Regions from separate parts of the Homo sapiens genome. Here region 1 is linked to region 2. Evidence: read pairs that join two places in POLR2A ChIA-PET (ENCODE). Cell type or tissue: endothelial cell of umbilical vein. All regions are shown on one strand.

The links. ChIA-PET counts read pairs that join two places held together with the same protein. Peaks named below come from ENCODE experiments on the same cell type or tissue, not always from the same donor. Only the 100,000 strongest peaks of a DNase experiment are listed, where the experiment ranks them.
Region 1: POLR2A ChIA-PET joins it to region 2 with 6 read pairs; 2 of 35 experiments call an interaction of 5 or more read pairs at or near these places.

The regions. Positions count from the first base shown.
Region 1 is chr2:168,733,010-168,737,009 of GRCh38, forward strand. The region is part of intron 8 of CERS6 (ceramide synthase 6); the gene reads left to right. Among named protein-coding and RNA genes, the nearest start is that of CERS6-AS1, 51 kb to the right of the region's middle. RefSeq lists an enhancer at 3,067-3,567. In endothelial cell of umbilical vein, no CTCF peak of the experiment used is centred here; no DNase peak of the experiment used is centred here.
Region 2 is chr2:168,630,488-168,634,487 of GRCh38, forward strand. CERS6 (ceramide synthase 6) reads left to right here. Exons shown (of 10, transcript NM_203463.3): 4 at 498-555. Among named protein-coding and RNA genes, the nearest start is that of MIR4774, 50 kb to the left of the region's middle. In endothelial cell of umbilical vein, no CTCF peak of the experiment used is centred here; a DNase peak (open chromatin) is centred at 2,404; H3K27ac peaks cover 866 bases.

The DNA.
Region 1 (4,000 bases), 100 kb after region 2:
ATCTACATCAGATAAGTATCACACCAGTGGCTTCCATGAGTTCATGGGGCTTCTTTTCGTAATTAAATGTGGAGATATTGTCACTTGCTTCCTGCTGCAAAACAATAAAAGGAATAAAATGGAACATGTTTATCACATAAATAAGGGCCTTAATGGTTTTGAGATTTCAGACAAAACAGCTTCATTGCATTTACGTGAAAACCCAACAGTTTCATTGAAACTGTATTTTGCTGGCACTTTTTGTGCTTGTAGAGTCTTGGTACAACAAATAGGCCTTAAAACTCTCATGTTATCATTTAGAACTAGAATCAGGATACGCTTCTCTGGACCAGTATCTTGAGAACCTTGAAAAACAGCTAAGTGGATTTCCACATCACCTGAGAACAGATGGAGATTGTTTTCCCCTTAGTGAAGAGGAAAGAGAGTTAATTTTCCTTCATGTTAACACTGTTCCCAGTATGCAATGACAACTTGCTGCTCCTTATTGCTTCTACATCTGAAAACTTCTTGGCAGTACAAAGTAATGCACTTTTATTGGAGAAAAGGGAGAAAAATTTGACAGTAAGGTATGTCAGTTACTAGAGCCGTCATTTAACCAAATGCGTATCTTACAGTAGACGAGTATATAAAGTTAAGAGATAAGCAGCTCAACTCCAGCACAGGAGGAAGACTGAATAGGTTTCTAGGGAGTTTTTCCAGTCATAACAAAAGCCTCTGACAATTCTGGAAACATGATGATGGTAGAGGAGCAGGTAAAGGTTGACAAGGGTCTTGCCCAAGAATCTGGATTGCAATGGACACATGTGATAGTGATCACTTCCCATGCGTAACGTGGCTTATCGTCAGGAAAGTTTCTCAGGCCTTCTCTTGAACCCATTAGGGGGAAAAATCAGATTGCCAATACTTTGCTTCAAAATGGAGGGGTCAGCAGTATCAAATACTGCAGGGCAGATCAAGGCAAATGAAATTACCAGTCGCTGTGAAATTGTACATGTTCTCTTCTTCATCCATAAAATGGGAGAATTGGAATAAATCTCACTTGCTAAAAGTTTTAGAGCTAAAAGCTCTAAAAGTTTTATGATGTTATGCTTTGGCAATCATGAGGGGGTTGGTGACCTTCTAGTTCAAAAAAAATGTATAGAATTATCCATGCAAGGGATTCTGGTATAGGAGGTGTGGGCGGTGAGCAAAAAGAGATAGTGGACGTAGACTACTTGTTTAAAAAGCCTGCAGTGTATAGAAGGAAAAAAAAATAAGCTGACCATCAGTTATTGGCTGGGAGATGCCCAGGAAAGACATGCCTTGGCTCACACCCTGGGGCAGATTCTGAGGGCACTGCTGCTGGAGGCTTTCAGCTAACTGTGCCCATCACAGCTGAGTGACAAAATGTCTTGCAGGGAGATCTGAGCGGCACATGTCCTTGGTATAATTTATGCCACTATAAATAGGACACTAACACTGAACCATTTATGCCACTATAAATAGGAAGCTAACACTGAACCTGATGAACGAATCCATCAGGAACAAAAGACAGACAGACACGCACACACACACATGCACACGCACACATCAGCATGGCTGTATTTGGCCATCTATCAGTAGTCAACGGTTAATCAGACTGTATATTGGGAACATACATGGCTTTGTTTTCTTACAGACTTAAATTTGAAGAACAGTGATGATGAACTCATTCTATATCACTTTGGTTTAAAAGTTGCTTAGCAATGGGACAAAAACAAAAGCAACTAGGTTTATATTTAGTGCTCTATCTATATGCATCTGGAGCACATTTTGGAAATAATTCAAAAAGGCCAATTCATTTCATGCCTTCTGCTACTAAATGAATGTGGGAGTCAAGCTGCTATTTTCACAGTGCAAGACATTTATTGTTGACTTAAAAAAACTCTCCCACTTGCACATAATCACTATCCTGACAAATGACACTATAGAGTTTCAGCTCCTTAAGCATAAGGTAGAACAATCTTTAAGAAATAAATATTAGGCCACAGGAGTTAAACATAAAGTATCATCCAAGCACAGATTCAAAGCATTTAAACACATACATTATTCTCAAGTGGACCAGTTCTTCACTGAGTATGTGTTCTTTAGGTTTGCAAGACTAATCTTATGTCTCACCCCTCCTCAATTGAACAGTATTGGCACTTTGATTATTCAGTCAGTGTAGGACTTTTTAACTCCGTGCCAGGCTCATTTGCAGCTATCAGTGCTGATACAACTTCATGCCATATAATACTTTTAACAGACTACTTCCACACCCCTGCAAAAAAAAAAAAAGTTAATAAGCAACTGATCAATTAAGGTTAATGGTAGATTTAGGCCTATAAATTGTACCCATCTTAGTCATTTCTGCTTCCTAAAAATTTATACAAGAACAGTTTTTTTCTGGGGTAAGAGGGTGTGATTGACACCCTAATTCTGTTTCTTCTGTTTAGATTGTGGAAATATAATCAGACCGTTTCAGGGCTCTATGAGTGTGATCCTTGGACATGAAACAGTTTCCGAGTACAGAGTATGAAGTGCTGGTGAGCTTTTGTCACCAACAGCACTTAAGAAGTATTTTGGCCAGGTGCAGTGGCTCATGCCTACAATCCCAGCACTTTAGGAGACTGAAGAGGCAGGATGATTGCTTGAGCTCAGGAGTTCAAGACCAGCCTGGGCAACATAGTGAGGCCCCATCTCTACTAAAAATTTAAAAAAAAAAATCAGCCAGGCGTGATGTCACATACCTGTAGTCCCTGCTACTTGGGAGGCTAAGGCAGGAGGATCACTTGAGCCTGGATGATTGAGGCTGCAGTGAGCTGTAATTGTGCTACTGCACTCTGCCTAGGAGACAGAAGGAGACCCTGTCTCAAAAAAAAAAAAAAAAAAGAAAGAAAGAAATATTTTTCTAGGCAGCTGAGTGGGGTGACTCACACCTGTAATCCCAGCACTTTGGGACACTGAGGCGAAAGGACTGCTTGAGGCCAGGAGTTTAAGACTAGCCTGGGTAATAATGCAAGACCCCATGACCCCATCTCTATGAAAAACTGTAAAAATTAACCAGGCATGGTGGTGTTTTGATTTGGTATTAATTTACTCTTAGTAAACTTGATAAAATCAGCACTCTTCTCATACTTTTGTTACCATTACTGTAAGTAAGTGTAATAAGGCCTTCCTTGGTAAAGAGTTTTTGTGTATATTAAGTAAATATGCACATGAAAGTATCTCAAGGTTTAAAGCACTGTATAGCACTGTGTCTATTTCATTTGAAAACGATAGTTGATACATGTACACAATGAGGACCTTATCAGACCCAAGTGGGCTTTTTTTTTAAAAAGACAGAATCTTGCTCTGTTGCCCAGGCTGGAGTACAGTGGCACAGTCATAGCTCACTGCAGCCTCAAACTCCTGGGCTCAAGGGATCCTCCTGCCTCAGCCTCCCAAGCACGGGCACTACAGGCGTGTCCACTGTGCCCAGCTAATTAAGAAAAAAAAATGTTTTGTAGCAACAGGATCTCACCATGATTTCCAGCCTGGTCTCGGATTCCTGGCCTCAAGGATCCTCCTGCCTCAGCCTCCAGTGCCTGGCCGTAGGTGGGCCTTAGATAAGGGTACCTATGTAGAGGAGGATTCTTTGAGGGAAAAAGGCTTAAATTGAGAAACGTCTGACTGTTCAAATTAGAACAGGGAAAGTGAAGAATAATCCAGCTGCAACATTTAGTCAAAGAGAATCGTGTGATGGCTAGCATTTTCCTTCCAGGTTTTCAGATGGAGCTGATGCATGTGTAAGGACAGCCCTGGCATGGCAGGCAGTGCACGACAGGCTTGCTGGCAGCATGTCACTCATGCCTGCCCTTCCCCTTTACTCTCATGCTACCTCGCCCTCACAGAAGGTGATGAAATTCTCTTAGGCTCTCTCGCCTCTGGTCCCTGTCTGATAAATGTGTGGATCTGACTCTATTTTCGGTGGATTTGTCTAGAATTTGTGCTAAGGGGATCC
Region 2 (4,000 bases):
TTCTATATGCCTTCCTTTAGCAACATCCACAAAGATGTTGATATAGTTGTTAAAAGACAAAGTGAAATTCTTACCTAATTTTAAAATATTAACTCTTTTAAAACAAATATGAACTTCAGTTAACTCCAGTTGTTAGTTTTGAATTATTTGTCTGATTCAGATATTATACCTTCATATTACCAAATCATATCCCTTCATGAGTGATAAACAAGAAGAAGTTCACATGTTGGAGAATGAGAAGATGAGCAGTTGGGCAAATATTGCAATTAACAATGAAAAAATTAAGTTATGAATATAATACTCAAAATATTTTCTATAAGCCATGTATACCAGTGTATGGCTTCAGCTAGCACTGAAATTGCTCATTAAGTTTAATCCTTAGTTGAGGTAGGGGGACAAATTTAATTTAATGAACTCTTTTCCCTCCCTTACATATTTCAGTATATGCTGTGAATATATAAACTGAATGTCACAGATTTTTTTTTAACCTTCTACAGGTGGAGATTTTCATTTTACCTTTATGTATTTACCTACGGAGTCAGATTCCTGAAAAAGGTAGGATCTCTCAAACTATTTTACATGATTCTTATGTAAGTGTATGTCTATATCCTGGTTTTTTTTTTTAATGTGTGACTGTAATAATATTTTAGGTAATCATATCAGGCTTCCTAAGAATTATTTGTGCATTTTCATTTGACTTACAAAAATATTTCGGATGTTGCTAAGTCCCATAGTCACTCCAGTGGGTTATTTATTACTTTTCAGGCATTAGGAAGCTTATAAAATCCATCTGATGCTTTGAAAGAAGTTAGAGTTTCTACATCAATCACACAATTTGAAAACATGAATTGTTGCAGCATGTATTACCACTGTACTCTTCACCAGTAGAAATAACTATATATATTATATAATATATATTATATAATATTATGTAAATATATGTAAATATATATTTATATTATATATTATATAAAAATATAATATATAATATATAATATATAAACTATATATTAATATAATATATATAAACTATTATATAAATACATATTAAATATATTATATTTTTAATATTTATATATTAAATATAATATATATTTAATATTTATATATTAAATATATAATATATTTAATATTTATATAATATATAGCATATTTTATATTTATATTATATATAACATTTTATATTTATATTTATATTTATATATATTTAATTTATATTTATATTATATTTATATTTATATTATATATAACATAATTATATATATTTTCATATTGTATATAATAAAGAAATGTATATTTGTTATATATAATATATATTATATAATTTATTATATATTATATAATATATATTATATAATATATATTATATATTATACATTTATTATGTGTTATATAATTATATATTACATATTATATATATAATATCTGTCTCTCTCTCTCTCGCCTAGTTACTAACAGGGCAGCACTAACTGCTGGTGGAAAATTTCATTTCTTTCATAAGATCATTTCCCCTGCTGTTGCTTTTACTATAATCCTGCATGAACTGAGGGACCGAAATCTATGAAAGTAATTCCTTGTGGCTGCTATAGTCTTTCCAGGTTATTTCAGTTCTTACTGGAACTACTGTCGGGTTAGACTCCTTAAATAAAACCCTGTGAAGGCCTATCTTCTCATAGTCGTACACATATTAACAATAGTGATTTGGCATAACATGGGGAATTATTTTTAAAAGTTCTCTATAGTATTAGCCTCCAAAGTGATATCAGTGTTATCTTTATTTATTACAGAATTTTTGTTAAAATTGGGAATGCACCAAATTTCATGCCTTATTAATCTTGTAAATATTGACATGGAAATTTTAAATACATTTAAGATTTTAAAATCTGGGTTATCAAATATTGTCCGCCTGTGGTGAATTCTATTATAAATAGTGGTTGTTTCCCATTATCATATTGTTTTAGAGGATTGTTTTTTACTTGTAGTCTTTTCCTTTGGTAACTGCACTTATTTTCACTTAATAAGACCATATGGCCCAGAGGCCATTTGAATCGATTTAGAAGGATGAGTTTTACTCTGTGGGGTTTCTGTGTATGAAGAAATTCTCAACTGGAGTAAATAAACATGGTTTAAACGGCTTATTTTGGAATTCTGTTCTAGTTTTCAGATTTACTTATCTAGAAAAAATAGAATGACTATAGCGCTTTTGTGCTTATAACTTTACTACCTTGGAAGAGGAAACAGCTTTGGATGGAATTTCAGCTGATGTGGAGGAGGTGTGCTTCATGGGAAGGTCGGGTTGTTAACTAAGGTCAAGGTTTGGAATTCGTGCCTGGTTCTGTTGGTGAGGGGCTTTGTTGGTGAGAAAGGAAAGAGAGGATGAGCACGTTTTTGCTCTTTTCCTTTAGGCCTGCTGGATATAGCCTCTCTAGCTCTCATACGGCAATGCGGTTATCTGTCATCAGAACAGGAAACACTTTGACGCTTAGCTCTGGTTCACTCTGTCCCTAAACAAATGGAATGGAATGAGAATAATTTTTATCCACCAGTCCTCAGTGAGTCTGCACGAGGCAGTAAGAGGAACTGTCAGTAGAGTGTTTCCTTGGAAATTATTTTTTCTTAAACTAGACCAGTTTTATGCCAATTTCCTTTCAACTGCCTCTGGTTATAACAAATGCTTTTTTTTTTTAATAAAAAAAAAAAGGAAAGGAAAGAAGAACTAGACACTGTTCTTCTTGTTGAATTAATTTGTGTGGGAATTTCTTTCTTTAATTCCATCCAAGCAGCACTCAATTTTTGATGAGCTGTGTAGTTTAGTCTTACTCATAATGCGAAGTAGAAATGCATACATAGAATTCATCTGACTGAAATAGCTTTGGAGGACTTCATAAGCCATCTTGTCCAACCCTCTCATTTCACAGCTCAGGAGGCAGAAATCCAGAAGAGGGTAGGTGGCATTCAGAAGGTCACACAGTTTATTAAAGGCTGAACCTGACAAGAAACACATGCTCCTCTTTCTTATTCCAGAGCTCTCTCCAGTTGGCAAGCCTACCCTAACTGCCCTAACCTCAGCATGATTTCTGAGTGACTTCCTTCTTTGGGTAGCAGGCTTGACCTAGCTGAATCATTATTGCTTATTTGTAGAACTTTAAATACTTCTTTTAATGTATATTTTAAAAATATTTTTATTAACTTTCTTGGAATGGACAATATGTTTGCCCAATCTAAACTGAGACAAAAAAAATTAAAGATGCTGCATCAGAAATAATCAAAACAAGGTAATTCAAATCTGTAGAATACCTTAAATTTCAGAAAATAAGAAGCACATAGTTCTATCAATACAGCATAAATTTGTCTTTGTGTTCAGATTCTTCCAAAAAGTACAGTAGGAAAATTCTCATAATACCAGTGTAGTGGATCCATTTTAAGAGGTTAGAGGCTACAGCTGCCTCTTACTTCTAGAATCAAAAATATGGATTATTACATGTGCTGTTAGAAGAATCCCTGACAGCTTGCACTGATCGGTTTTCTTCTGTCTTTAGGTCAAATGAGCCTGTTGTGTCTCATTTTCTATGGTGGTTTAATAAGCACCTATTCTACCCTAAAAAATAGGGAAGTAGACACTACAGAACAACCTTACAGACATGTTAGTGAACTATTCAGTAAAGTTACTGCTGTGTTGGTAGGAAATATTTAAGCAGTTGAAAGTAAGCCTGACAATATAATCTTATTCTATAATTGCTGTATATAAGAGAGTCTGCTCATACTTATAATTAGCAGAGTCAAATACTTTTGTTAAAGAAGACCTAGAAATACTTAAGGTGCTCTGAAGTCCTAGCAGACAGTGTACACATACAAATTAACACATTTTCCTAGGTTCTATTTTTTCTTATAAACTACATGTCTGATCATGTGGGGTTTTTGTTTGTTTGTTTGTTTGTTTTTTGAGATGGAGTCTCGCTCTGCCGCCCAGGCTGGAGTGTAGTGGTGCAATCTTGGCCCA